Regions from separate parts of the Homo sapiens genome. Here all the other regions are linked to region 1. Evidence: chromatin contacts called from ENCODE Hi-C or POLR2A ChIA-PET data. All regions are on one chromosome and are shown on one strand. Each heading gives the region's core, a stretch centred on a gene start or an enhancer-like site at or near the end of the contact. The rest is flanking DNA. Distances are from core to core; before and after follow the strand shown.

Region 1 (3,145 bases), core at 269-2,768:
AGAAAAGTATATTTTGGAAGAAGGGCGGGGTCGGAGCAGATAACCCGCATCAGATTAAATCTAGCCAGAGAATGAGGGGCGTGTATTGTTGAGGGTCACCGACCACCGAGAATCAGGTTCAGTTCTCAGAGGAAGCGCCAGAGGAGGGGGAGGGTGGGCGAGGGTCTCGGGGTGGTGGGGGTGCCGGCCCCAGCATGTGGAGGCGACAGGATCCGTAAGACCCCACGCGCCGCCGGGGCAGGACCGCACAGGGCCGCCATTCACTCACTTGGGGCGTCCCTAATGGGCACTCGTGCATTCCAGCTCGTGCGGTGAGCGCACGCACGCCGCCGCTGCCGCGTTCACACGGCCCCCCAAAGTCGGGGGAGGGGTCGTGGAGCGAAGGAGCTGTAGGCAGATTTTCTTTCTCTTTCCGAGCTGGGAAAAGGGCCAGCCCCGTGCCCTGCACGCCTGGCTCTGCTTTGCAGCTTGCCGGTGAGCCAAGAGCCGGTAGAGCAGAGGAGGCGCACGGTTCGGGTCGTGTCACCATTTCTTGGCTTGCTGACCTGGCCAGGAGCTGGGGATGGCGGCAGCACCGCGGAGGTACGCTTTGCGCTGCCCTCACGCTCCCTTCCGAAAGCAGTGCCCCCAGGGGGAAAGTTCGCAATGCCATTTGTCTCGCCGGCAAAGTTCTGGGATGTCGGGCATCTTTTGAGGAGGGGGAAGACGCGGCACCCTTACTGAGGCCGGCAGGCCAGGAAGAGAAGTTCTCCGGGCGCAGGGCGCAGCCCAGCTCCGGGGACCCTCTGGGCCTCCCGCGTGCCGGCCGGGATGAAGCGCGCTTTGCACCGGACCCGGGATTCGGGGGCGGGGGCTGGCGCTGGCAGCGTCAGACGCTGCTTCATTTCCCCTCGACCCTGGGGAGGACAGCAACAAGTCCTGCCCCAGCCATTTCATCACCCTGCTAGCACGTGCAGATTCCGGGCCCTCGGAGCCCGGCGCGGACCTCGCCTTGCCTCGCGCTTCCCTTTGCACGTCCCGTGCCATCCCAAGAGTTTGCGTGGCCCTGGGTGGGCGCCTGGCTCCCGGCGAAACGCCTGGGGCGCGCCGCGTGGGTGCACGGTGTCCTCTCCCAGTAGCTCCCGGCTGCGGGGGCACATGCACTTACCTGTATTCTGCAGGGACAGGCGGCCTTTCTGCTGGGAGCTCCTGTCTTGGGGACCCTCGGGTGGGTTGGTGGCGTCGGTCCCCCGCGCCGGGTCAAAGGTGGCCAACACCAAAGCCAGGGTCATGAACTGGCCCAGCCGCTCGGCACACATGGTTCTTGGTATTAACCTCCCGTCGGGAGACCTGGATCCTTTGTGCTCCCCTCTTCCTCCTCCTCCTCTTCCTCCTTCGCCGCTTCCCCTCCTCCTCCCACTCTTCCTTTTTGCTCGCCTTTTCCCTCCTCCTCGCGGCCGCGGCTCGGATAGAGGTTACCCAGCGCCCTCCCGTAGCTCTCCGGAGAGCATGTGACCAGGCCGTTAGCAGCGCCGCGAGTGCCCGGCAATGGCAGGGATGGTGCCTCAAATATCCCTGGAAGCTCTGGTGTCACTTGAATGAAGGAGTCGAGCAGGTGTTGTCCCGGCGGCTGGACCAATCCGAGACCCCGGCCCTTTTGACAACACGGCCGGGAGGCGGGGCCTGCGCTCAACTACTACAGGAGGAAGCCGAGCGCCGCTGGGAGCGCCGGACAAAGTTGCCGACCTGGCGGCGGCCACGCGTTTGCGTGCGTGTGTATGAGTGTGTGTGAGCGCGGCCGGAGATGCGTGCGCGTGTGCGGGTGCTCCAGGGCAATGGTCGAAAGGACTGTACAATATAAGAGCGAATCCAAGCTCCAGTTGCTGTTAAAGGGGGACGGTGTGCTCTGGGACAGTGTCCCTGGGGCCCCTGGCTCGCGTCACACCCACATCGGGTTGGGAAAGTTTCCTCTTTCCGCCGTTTGGAATTCAGTGAGATTCCCAGCCCAGAGGACTTGATAAATTGAAGCAGTTTCCTAGGCACAATGATGCTGTGGGCCAACTGAGCACACATGGGAATTCCTGGCCTTGTGACACTTTGCATTAAAAAGAACCCCACGATTGAAGATAGGAGCAGAAGCACTAGATACAGTATTTGGTCTGAGCAACTGCCCTATCTTCCCGCTTTGGTGGGCCGTGCAACACCTGGAGTGTCGTTTCTCGTCTTTCCCCTAATCCAGACGCATTCCAGGCTGGGCTGCAGGGATCCAGGTGACAGTCAGGACTTGCATCATTTCCAGGAGGGTGGCAGGGAGGCCCAAGGCAGCCCTGAGTCAGCCCGCCGCGGAGCATCGCGTGCCCGGAGGCCAGAGCTTGAAAGGCAACTTTACGCGTCTCCAAACACACTCCTGCATTTTCTCAAAGCGCTGCTCGCCACCCCGCTCCGGGTTCCCTTTTACTCTCCAGTCATCCGATGGAAGTGGTGAGAACAAAAACAAAGACAAAAAAGCTAAATCCGGGGAAGTTATCTCCATCTCCTCCCTTTTCTTGTTCGGCCCCCTCCCCAAGAACCGCCGGGTCGGGATAGCCCCCGGCTACTTTCTCACCCGGCCCGTGGAGGGAAGGAGAAAGTTGGGCGCCGCTTGGAGCGCCTCTTCCCCTGCTGTGTGTGTACGTGTGCACGCTCACGTCTCCCCCGCGCCGGGGCCGGGGACAGGAACTGCTCTCGGTCCCGTCACCCCACGGCGCAGCTCGGGGGGCTCGCAGGGCTGGGGGAGGGCGGGGACACGAGCGCCGCGCCCAAGCGCCCCAGGGCACGCACCCGGCGTTGGCGCGCACTCGCCCCTCCCCCCGTCCCCACCCTCCTCCTGGAGAACAGGTGAGCCCCGGTACCAGCTCTCGATCCCCCACCCCCGCCCCGCGCCCCGCCCGCGCCCTCTGCGGTAATGCGCCTGGGAAGTTTCATCACCCACTGCCCAGGCGACGCGGCCCTGGGTCTCCGCGGCGGGGCGCACTGCCCGCCTGGTTGGGGCCGCCATGTGACACGGCTGGGGGAGGGGGCGAGGAGACACGCGGGCAGGTCATCTTTTGGCCGGCGCTTGACTTCCAAAGCTTTCCTTTCCCGTGTCCCGGCTGCACGCGGGAGTGGGGAAGGCGGAGGCGGGGGG
Region 2 (3,177 bases), core at 53-2,552, 640 kb after region 1:
ATCAAGCGGTGCTCTAATTTGGCGGGGGCGGGAAGGGCGGTTCTGGAAGGAAAATGAGATGGAAGTGATGATGCAGGCAACTTAATTAAGAGACTGGGCGCAAAACCCAGGTGTGTGTCTGTGTTGGTTTTGTGGTGTGGAGGCAGCAGGGGGAGGGAGGAAACACTCAGTTTTCCTGCTACCAGGTCTAGAGAATTGTATCTCAGTTCCCTGTAGGGGTGGGGCCCTCCCATTCCTTCAGGGTTGGGCCAGGTCCCCTGGGCCCAGGGTCCTTTCATTCACAAAGGACTGAAAATGGAGACAGCTGACATTATCTGAAGGCTGAACAATAGCCATAGAGCTCCACTGCCTGGTATCATAGCATTGAGCCCTGAACACCTTTCAACTTGGTACCATTATCACACCCTCTGTGGTAACCCACAAAGAATCCAATCTTCCCCTAATTCTCAACAAGAGCACAAGGATGTTACATTGTACTTTGAGGGTTAATAGCATTTATTTATTTGTTTAACATACACATTTAAAATATATCAATTTCTGTGTGTGGTTTTTTTTTTTTTTTTTTTTGAGATGGAGTCTTGATCTGTCGCCCAGGCTGGAGTGCAGTGGCGCCATCTCGGTTCACTGCAACCTCTGCCTCCCAGGTTCAAGCGATTCTCCCGCCCCAGCCTCCTGAACAGGTGGGATTACAGGCGCCCGCCACCACACCTGGCTAATTTTTATATTTTTAGTTGAGACGGAGTTTCGCCATGTTGGCCAGGCTGGTCTCCAACTCTTGACCTCAGGTGATCCGCGCGCCTCGGCCTCCCAGAGTGCTGGAATTTAGAGGCGTGAGCCACCGCACCCGGCCCACAATTTGTTTATTATAAAAAAGGAAATCTCTCTTCCCCTCAACACATAGAATTGGCCTGGGCCTCTTTCCCTCACAGAGCAGTCCTGGGGTTAGCACTTTGAAAGTTAGGGGACTTAGGAGCAAGGTGTGTTCCGGCTCCCCACTCCCCCCGAATCAGTCCCCTTTCCACTCTTGGGAACACAATGGAAGCTGCCAGAAGCTGTGGCAGAACTAGCGGAGGGTGAAGGAACAGCATTTCAGGCAGATGAGGTGGGTAGGCCCTTTCCTGACAGCCATCCCCGAGGTGTCCTCAGGGGACCATATGTCCCAGACCTGCTGCTGGCCAAATGGAATTCATGACTAGGAATATGCACCGTTTGGTTAACTGCGCTCCTGCAGCTGTTTGATGAGGGGTGGGGAGGGAGGAGCCAGTCACCTCTTTTGTGGGCTGAAATTCCATCTCACGTCATGGATCCTGGGCTCCCAGGCTGCGCACCCCCAAGCCCGCCTGCCTCTCTCCGCTTGCGCCGCGGCTCACGGGGGTTGGAGACGCACCTTCTCCACGTGCCGTTTTCAAAAAGCTCAGGCAGGGAGTCGTGTTTTGAGTTGAGGCTACTCACTTCACTTCTTGGTAATAATAAAAATTGAGGGAGGCGGCGTCGGGGGAAAAAAAGGGTTTCCTTCTTAAAGGGGAAGGGGGGAGATGAAAAGGGACGACTTTATCCGGGAGCTGTGACTGCCACCTGGTGGACAATGTCAGCTGAGCAAGACAAAGGCTCCCCGCTTCCAATCAGCCCTTCCTGCATTCTTCACTCTTCTGGTCGACTGTCTCCCTCCGGGAGAAGCTCCGTGGAGGGGAAGAGAGAAACAACCATAACACAGTGTGACGGATGCTGTGATTGGCGCGGTCTCGAATAGGGGCTCAGGCTGTGGCAGCCAGAGCCACACAGCCTGGGTTTGAGTCCCTGCCCCGGGACTTCCCTGCCGTAACTTTGGCTGAGCGACTTAACCTCTCCTGTGCCTCCTCCTTCTTATCTGTAAAACGAGGCTCACGGCCCCTACCTCACAGAATTGGCAGTTCCTGTCTCCTAGGTCGTAAGGATGGAATAACGCACTCCATGTACATACCGAGCACGGGTCTGGCTCAGAGACAGGGCTCAGAAATTGGCTGGTAGCATGGAGAGAAGCCTGGAGCCACGGGAACCTCTGGATGGTGTCAGGTGCTCTGCGGCCCACGGGGGCGGGGGAAGGACTAGTGAGCAGAAACTCCTCCTCGCCTTATCAGGTGAGAGAGACAGGCATGAACACTTGAATGAACAGAAAAGGCACGTTCCGGCCCCATGGTCTCCTTGGGGAGGTAGACTTGTACACAGGTGATTATAATTTGTAATAAGCATATTCTGGGATGGGATGCAGTGCCATAGGAGCTTCCCCACCTCGGGAGTGGGCAGACTTTGGGGAAACAGTGGAGGTGGCGCACGCTGGTACTGAGGGTTGGCCCCTTGCTGCAGGTGAAGGAGATGCTGGAGATGATGTCTAAGTGTTGAGATAAGCCACAGTCCTCTCCCCCTCTTACCAGAACACTCGAGTCCCAAGAGGCTGGTGGTGGTGGTGGTGGTGGTAGGGGGGCAGGTGCTGATATGAGGCTGAGGTGGGGGAGGGTGACAATAAACAAGTACACAGTAAATAAGAGAATTTCAGAGCATGGTAGAGACAATGTGTGAGGGAAGGCGCAAGGACAGAGCTGCTTTGGAGAGAGGGGTCCAGGATGGCAGCTCCCAAGAGGGGCCTTTAGGCTGAGATCTGCACCGTGAGAAGGTGTAAGCTGGGTGCACCCTCACTTATCAGGCTCTCGTGTCATCCTGCTGGGCATCCTGTTAGCAGCCCCGCATGCTGACTCTCGTGGAGAACAGGGAAGGCCCCAGGTGACTGGGACAGTGAGACAGCTCTGTGACTGTTCCATATGGACAGGCCAAAACAGGGTTTTAAGGCACAGTAGCTTCAGTCTCCTCTGTTGCCTACATCTCCTCCTTCCCTGTTCTTCTGTCTAAGCGGAAGGAGTTAGTATCAGATTTGATGTCTCTCCTACCAAAATAAACACTAGATTTAAAAATATATATTTTATATTTATATAAATATATATTCAAAAGGACTGGAGAGCTACTGAGGTGGTAAGACCTTGAGGCCGGTTGTGCACAGGTCTGGGCAGAAGACAAGCACCACGGTGATGCAATATCCAGCATGACTTCTCCTCCAGACATTGGCTGATCGTGAGTGACAGCCTAGAGGCTAAGACGCTGAGCTGTAGGTGGCCTCATGGGGTGTAAGGGACAAAAATAAGACCA
Region 3 (3,395 bases), core at 672-3,171, 590 kb before region 1:
CCATCTTAAAAAGAAAAAAAAAGAAAAAAATGGAAGTATGTTGACAATCAGAAAAAAGCAATAGGGAAGATACACTTTATTTCATAAAAGAGATCAACAGGTCCTCAACTTCAGACACAAAGATAGGGACAGGTGTGTCCCAAGTACAGGCCAACATCCTCCTGAAGATGGTGCTTTCTCTTCCTACTGGGGCTTCTCCCATGGAGACAAGAGGCAGCCCACAACAGGAATTTAGGGGACGTGCCATTCGCTCAAGAAGGAAATGCCAAAAGTGAGGAGGACAGAAAAGAGTCCCTGCTGTCCTTCCTGTGTCCTGGTGCTGGGTTTACTTGTCTGCGTTTCCCTCTAGACTGAGTTCCTTACATGCGGGGCTAGGGTTGGGGGTGCTTCTCCATCTTTGTCTAGGAAACCCAAAACAATCAATTAAATTCAAGTAGCATTTTTGTCACATTTCTACCCCCTGGGCCTTTTCACTGGGGACAACGGAATGAGTGAGCATTTGGGCATTTGTTCAGAAATATTCACTGGGCTTCCGGGATGTGCCAGGCACAGCTGCAGCTCCCACGCTTGTGAAGTTCACTTGTGCTGTTGCCACTGCCACTGACATCTTAAACCCACTCCACACTGTATGTATTTTGACTTGGGGAATGTTTTCTTTTTTTTTTTTTTTCTTTTTAAAAGAAAATAGTGGCCGGGCATGGTGGCTCACATCTGTAATCGCAGCACTTTGGGAGGCCAAGGCAGGCAGATCACTTGAGGTCAGGAGTTTGAGACTACCCTGGCCAACATGGTGAAACCCCATCTCTACCAAAAATACAAAAATTAGCCAGGCGTGGTGGCGCATGCCTGTAATCCCAGCTACTCGGGAGGCTGAGGCAGGAGAATCGCTTCAACCCAGGAGACAGAAGTTGCAGTGAGCCGAGATCACGTCATTGCACTCCAGCCTGGGTGACAGAGTGAGACTCTGTCTCAAGAAAAAAAAAGAAAACAGATTTCCACTCCTAGGAATATACTAGGTATATACTCAAGAGAAATGAAATTATACATCCACACAAAAACGTGTACACTCACAAATGTTCATAGCAGCATTCTTCATAATAGCAAAAAAAAAATGGAAACAACCCAAATGTCCACCAACCAAAGAATGAATAATAAAATATAGTTTATTCATACAACGATGGAATATTATTTGGCCCTGAAAAGGAATGCAGTACTGATATATGCCATGACATGGATGGCCTTGAGAACATGAAGCTAGGTGTAAGGAAACAGTCACAGAAGGTCACATCTTGTATGATTCCATGTATATAAAATGTCCAGAGTAGACAAAACTATGGAGACATAATTGGATTATCGGTTGCTTACGCTGGTGGTGAAGGGGAAGAGGAGTGACTCCTGATGGGGTAGGGGGTTTCTTTCTGGGGTGATGAAAGTGTTCTTAAACTGATTGTGGCGATGGTTGCACAACTGTGAATATACGAAAAACCATGGAATTGTCCATTTTGCGTGGGTGAAGTATATGGTATGTGATTATATTTCAATAAAGCTGTTATAAAACAAAAAAGAAACAAAATAGAGAATTTCCCCTTTCAAGCACACCAAGTGTCACGGAAATTGATTTCACAACCGAGTGTTCTGCTTTGGTTTATGAGTGGAATTTTTATTTTTCAACAGCTTTGAGCTCATTCTTCAAGTCTCCTTTTCTCAAGGTTTGCTTTGTCCTCAGAAGCCTCCAGTTTCCCTTGCCACCGCCTGTCTCCAGTCCAGGGAACGCTATCTGTGGCCCTTGGCCCACCTCATTCCTCGCCCACCACTGCCCCCACCCCCAGTGCCCACCCTGCCAGGCTGCTGCCAGCTCCCAAATGCCAGAGCTGCCACCTGGGGCCCTGGAGACACCAGGGCCCACACTGTTGTGATGTGTTTGGATGGGGAGTGCGTTCGGTGCCAGCGTTACCAGGCTCGAAGGGTGACTAATCCCGTCTGCATTTTTGGTTTCAGCTGCCTGGCCTGCTCAGCTGGAGAACCCTGCATCTGTCAGCTGTTTTCAGAGAAGCTCACCTCACAGTTGTGGATGCCAGAGCATAAGCCCATTCCCCAGCCCCCCAGCACCACCTACACATGAGTGTGGGCCACAGAAATCGATTGAACACCTACTATGTGCCGGGCACTATTCTGAGGACACAGCAGTGATAAGAAAGAGTACTTGTTCTAACAGAATAACAAAAATACATAGGAAAGAAGGAAGGAAGGGAGGGAGGGAAAAAGAAAGAAAAAGGAAGGAAGGAAGAAAGGAAGGAAGGAAAGGAGGGAGGGAGAGAGGGAGGGAAAAAGAAAGAAAAAGGAAGAAAGAAAGGAAGGAAGGAAAGAAGGAAGGAAGAAAGGAAGGGAGGGAGGGAAGGAGGGAAAGAAAAAAGAGAGAGAAAGAAAGAAAAAGAAAGAAAGAAAGAAAGATCTAGATAATGTTAGAGGCTCTGCTCATCTAAATTAAACAAGGTGAAGTGATCGTGAATACTTAGAAGAACTTCTGATTGAGTGGTTGGTGTGGGGAGGCAGCCTCTCTGGGGAGGTGGCTGAGGACAAACCGTCTGAGTGAAGATCTGGAAAGAGAATGAGCCAACATGGTTCCTGCCTCACAGCCAAGGGGGAAGGAGAAAAAACAAAGTTGGGGCAGTGGGCAGGCCAGGTTTTCCTTTTTAAATGCCACAGGGCCAGGCATGGTGGCTCACACCTGTAATCCTAGCACTTTGGGAGGCCAAGGTGGGTGGATCACGAGGTCAGGAGATCGAGACCATCCTGGCTAACACGGTGAAACCCCATCTTTACTAAAAATACAAAAAAATTAGCCGGGTTTGATGGCATGTGCCTGTGGTCCCAGCTACTCGGGAGGCTGAGGCAGGAGAATCGCTTGAACCTGGGAGGCGGAAGTTGCTGTGAGCCGAGATCATGCCACTGCACTTCAGCCTGGGCAACAGAGCAAGACTCCATCTCAAAAAAAAAGCAACAGGAAACCATTGGGGGTTTTCACTACAGAGGAACAGAATTTGATTTACATTTTTTGAAGCTCACTCTGGCTGCTGGGTGGGGAGTGGACAGGTGTTAGGTAACGGGAAAGTTGGGACCAGGACAGCCTTCAACCCTGGTTCAGGCCCTGCTCTGTCTGCCCCCTACTTCTTCCAGTGGGGCCTGGGCAAGACTCCCCCACTCACTCTGGTAACACTGTAGTGGTTTTGGTTGGGGTTTATTTTTCAGCCTCGGGTTCTTGCTCTGTTGCTAGGCTGAAGTGCAGTGGGCTCAAGCAATCCTCCCGCCTCAGCCTTCCAAGTATCTGGAGTCACAAGCATGACCGATGGCACCCAGCTAACTTTTTTTTTTTTTTTTTTTTTACTTTTTGTGGA
Region 4 (3,299 bases), core at 554-3,053, 630 kb after region 1:
GTTAATTATGGTCTATAATACATGAAATAATGTCCTATGAATTTCTTTTATCTTTCAGTTTTTTGAGTAGCCTAATCAGAACACTACAATTTACTTGAGTTAATTTAATCTTCTCTAACTTCCATTCAATCTCAATCCATCCGTCCATTCATTCACTTAGTTTGTAAGTCATTCAATAAATATTTACTGAATCCTTTGTTCTGTGTTATATCAAGTATACAAACAGGAATGCCCTTGAGGTTTCCTGCCCTTTTTTTTGTTTGTTTTTTAATCCTGGGACATAGGGAAGACCTCAGCAAGCCCTATTTCTCAATGAATTGTACTCACAGATTTCTTTTTTTTTTTTTTCTTTTTCCACAGCCGCCACCTCTCACCGATTTATTCCTTAGCTTGGTGTTTCATGTATTCAACAAACGTTTTAGTGCTTAGGGCAAGAAGTTCCTGTCCTCATGAGTTTATTTCCTAGCAGATAGAACTGTATCACTTGCCAGTACTACTCAGAGTGTGGCCTGTGGACTGACCTCCAGTCTGTAAACTTAGTTTGTAGTGAGATAGGAATTTAGACCAGAATGTGTAATCAACCACATTACTGGGCACAATGTTTGGTCCAGCTGGCGATTTTTTTTTCATAGAAAGCCTTTATTGATGAGGGAAGCAATATATTGATTTATATTTTGGGGTCACCTTTTTATTTCATGGCACACTGGCACTTTCATGCATGCTGACTTTGATATCCATCACTCTGAGGCATTGTGCTAAAATAGATTGATTTTATCGTGTTGTTCTCAATTCAAGATGTAAAAATCATCAAGTCAGTAGCAGTTTTTGCTTTTTATGTTTCATGTCATGTACAGTCTACTTCACTGGCAGTAAAAAAATTTAAGATAGTGGTGGTCATCCTACAAACTGTGAATCTATTAAAGAGAAAAGTATCTGTTCTATTCTAAGCATGGGGGAGGGACAAGATTAGTATGTTAACATGCCTACTTTGTTTGTTTGAGATGGAGTCTCTCTCCGTCACCCAGGCTGGAGTGCAGTGGTACAGTCTCAGCTCACTCCAACCTCTGCCTCCCGGGTTCAAGTGATTCTCCTGCCTTAGCCTCCCGAGTAGGTGGAATTACAGGCATATACCACCATGCCCAACAAATGTTTGTATTTTTAGTGGAGACAGGGTTTCACCGTGTTGGTCAGGCCAGTTTCAAACTCCTGACCTCAAGGGATCCACCTGCCTCACCCCCTCAAAGTGCTGGGATTACAGGCATGAGCCACCCACCATGCCTGGCCTACTTGGTTTTTTATGCACACTAAAAAATACCTACATCTCACTGCCTTATTCCAACATAAGTTTCAGAGCTGTGGGATTGGTCATTAGAAATTCAGACTGAATTTGTGTTCCTCTGCAATGAAATCCTTTGCCCAGTGTTCATGTCACTCTGTAGACATTATGGAGCAGCCTAGAGGCCAGAAGCCCAGTGCTCTCCTTATGCCTGCTCTTCCTGGGCTTCGTGACACTCTTCTTCTCCTTTTGTACTTTTATTTTTTTAGTTAAAAAATTTTTTTTAGAGGGAGGGTCTCACTCTGTCACCCAGGCTGGAGCACAGAATCACAATCATGACTCACTGCATGTTCTTCTCCTTTTGTTCATGGCTAATCTTGGTCAGGATTCCTTGTCAGAGCTGGGTGGCACCAGTGCTGGTGACAGCCTGCTGTAAGGGAGTTTCAGCCATGAATCTCTCCAGACTAAAAATAACCAGCTCTTTTCTAGCTGATGAATTAATAACCAGGTGACTGTTAATGCTTGAAAGGTTCACATGACAGGTTGGCCGATAGAACGCTGGAACAGGCCCAGTTTTAGAAATTCACCTCTGACTTTTAGACTCAGGTGAACCATTCTTACTGAGAAAGAACAAAGCAGGGTTTTAGACTGTGAATCCTATGGCTGCATCTTTTTTTTTTTTTTTAACAGAGTTCCAGGTTTGTGATTATAACCCAACATGTGTACACTATAAATAGAAACCACGAGCCAGGCTTTTTACGACAGCTCAGAATCTTGTGACGCAGTAGTCAGGCATCTTCACACCAACTTGAATATTGAAGTGCAGTTGTGTGGAACTTGGATCATCTTAGTTGATTTTGTTTAAATTATGATTCCACATATGACAAAAATCCAGATCCACTAATTAAAATGAGGGTTTATGTCTATGAATAATCTCCTGTGGGTTTAATCTCATAACATTCTAGTCTAAACAGTTGGCTTCACTTCATGATGTCTGCTCAAATCCTTTTTCCTTTAAAGGATGTTTATTTAATAAGAAAAAAATGTAAAATGATAGATAATAAAAGCCTTACTAGGTTCTTAAAAGATGAACTATCCATATTTCAGTAAATGAATAATTAGTCCTTCCTCTTTGGGCACCTTGGAACAGATTCATTCAGATAGTGGGTGGAAATGTACATGTATGGTAAGCATTGCTGGCCTAGTCACTGAAAAATGTAAACTCTTATTTTTGATTGCAGGTGGAAGTTAAGCCATATGTCTTGGATGATCAGCTGTGTGATGAATGTCAGGGGGCCCGTTGTGGGGGGAAATTTGCTCCATTTTTCTGTGCTAATGTTACCTGTCTGCAGTATTACTGTGAATATTGCTGGGCTGCTATCCATTCTCGTGCTGGCAGGGAATTCCACAAGCCCCTGGTGAAGGAAGGCGGTGACCGCCCTCGGCATATTTCATTCCGCTGGAACTAAAGGATAACTGCAGTGCTCATTTTCAGGCCTCAGAATAAGTGCACTCTTCTGTTCATTCTGACCCCTTCCTCAACCTCTTCACGCTGGCATGTCCTTTTGTAGCAGTCTGTAACTTAACTATAGTATAATGAAAAGAATGACCTATAATATAGGTGTTTTGTAGATTCTTGTGTCACTGCAAACAATATGAACTCCTTTTTCGTATTGCCATCGGGTTGCATGGAAGTTTTATTCTCTTGTTTTGCTGGAAACCAAGAGGATCCAAACTTCCTGCAACATTTTCTTAGAGGAGAGAGAGAAATATTAAAAGAGAAATGAAACAATAGAGTATTTTGGGTTTTTAATTAAATTATTGTTAATAATATAACATATAAGAATACTTTTATTAAAATAACCATGCAACAATAACACTATCGGTCTATCTGACAGTTTTTCCCCCAGGGAAGTGCTTTTGCCTTTTCCTTTCTTTTTTTTTTTTTTTTCATCTTTTTTGTCTCTCTCTTTTTTCCATCCCTTTTTAATTTTTTTAACAGCAATGGAGGAAGTTAACAATT

The links. Hi-C counts contacts between places; a loop is a spot of excess contacts on that map. ChIA-PET counts read pairs that join two places held with the same protein, here RNA polymerase II (POLR2A). Pooled maps may share reads with other maps.
Region 2: a map of gastrocnemius medialis shows a loop between it and region 1 (2.9-fold over the local background). The contact joins the enhancer-like site here to the promoter of STC2 in region 1. A Hi-C loop is called at or near these places in 2 of 168 maps with a recorded cell type or tissue (chondrocyte and gastrocnemius medialis) and 8 of 50 pooled maps. POLR2A ChIA-PET finds 5 or more read pairs at or near these places in 6 of 52 experiments (Caco-2, H1, HepG2 and 2 more).
Region 3: a loop to region 1 is called in a pooled map of right cardiac atrium, with 2.6 times the contacts of the local background. The contact joins the enhancer-like site here to the promoter of STC2 in region 1. A Hi-C loop is called at or near these places in 2 of 50 pooled maps. POLR2A ChIA-PET finds 5 or more read pairs at or near these places in 2 of 52 experiments (Caco-2 and H1).
Region 4: a map with no recorded cell type shows a loop between it and region 1 (4-fold over the local background). The contact joins the enhancer-like site here to the promoter of STC2 in region 1. A Hi-C loop is called at or near these places in 1 of 37 single-sample maps with no recorded cell type. POLR2A ChIA-PET finds 5 or more read pairs at or near these places in 4 of 52 experiments (H1, HepG2, MCF 10A and 1 more).

What each region holds. Positions count from the first base shown.
Region 1 is chr5:173,326,896-173,330,040 of GRCh38, forward strand. It overlaps STC2 (stanniocalcin 2), which reads right to left and starts at 1,519. Exons shown (of 4, transcript NM_003714.3): 1 at 1,148-1,519. The coding sequence starts at 1,298. It overlaps LOC124901137 (a long non-coding RNA gene), which reads left to right and starts at 1,704. Exons shown (of 2, transcript XR_007059056.1): 1 at 1,704-2,856. RefSeq lists a silencer at 2,713-2,932.
Region 2 is chr5:173,971,774-173,974,950 of GRCh38, forward strand. No RefSeq gene overlaps it. Among named protein-coding and RNA genes, the nearest start is that of C5orf47, 16 kb to the right of the region's middle. RefSeq lists an enhancer at 1,419-1,498. Within about 2 kb of position 1,303, at least 13 of the 41 ENCODE cell types and tissues checked have a DNase peak (open chromatin) inside an H3K27ac peak, as active enhancers do; they include gastrocnemius medialis, where a contact is called at or near this core.
Region 3 is chr5:172,739,035-172,742,429 of GRCh38, forward strand. No RefSeq gene overlaps it. Among named protein-coding and RNA genes, the nearest start is that of DUSP1, 30 kb to the right of the region's middle. Within about 2 kb of position 1,922, at least 22 of the 41 ENCODE cell types and tissues checked have a DNase peak (open chromatin) inside an H3K27ac peak, as active enhancers do.
Region 4 is chr5:173,953,393-173,956,691 of GRCh38, forward strand. It overlaps CPEB4 (cytoplasmic polyadenylation element binding protein 4), which reads left to right. Exons shown (of 10, transcript NM_030627.4): 10 at 2,518-3,299. The coding sequence ends at 2,745. Among named protein-coding and RNA genes, the nearest start is that of C5orf47, 34 kb to the right of the region's middle. Within about 2 kb of position 1,804, at least 6 of the 41 ENCODE cell types and tissues checked have a DNase peak (open chromatin) inside an H3K27ac peak, as active enhancers do.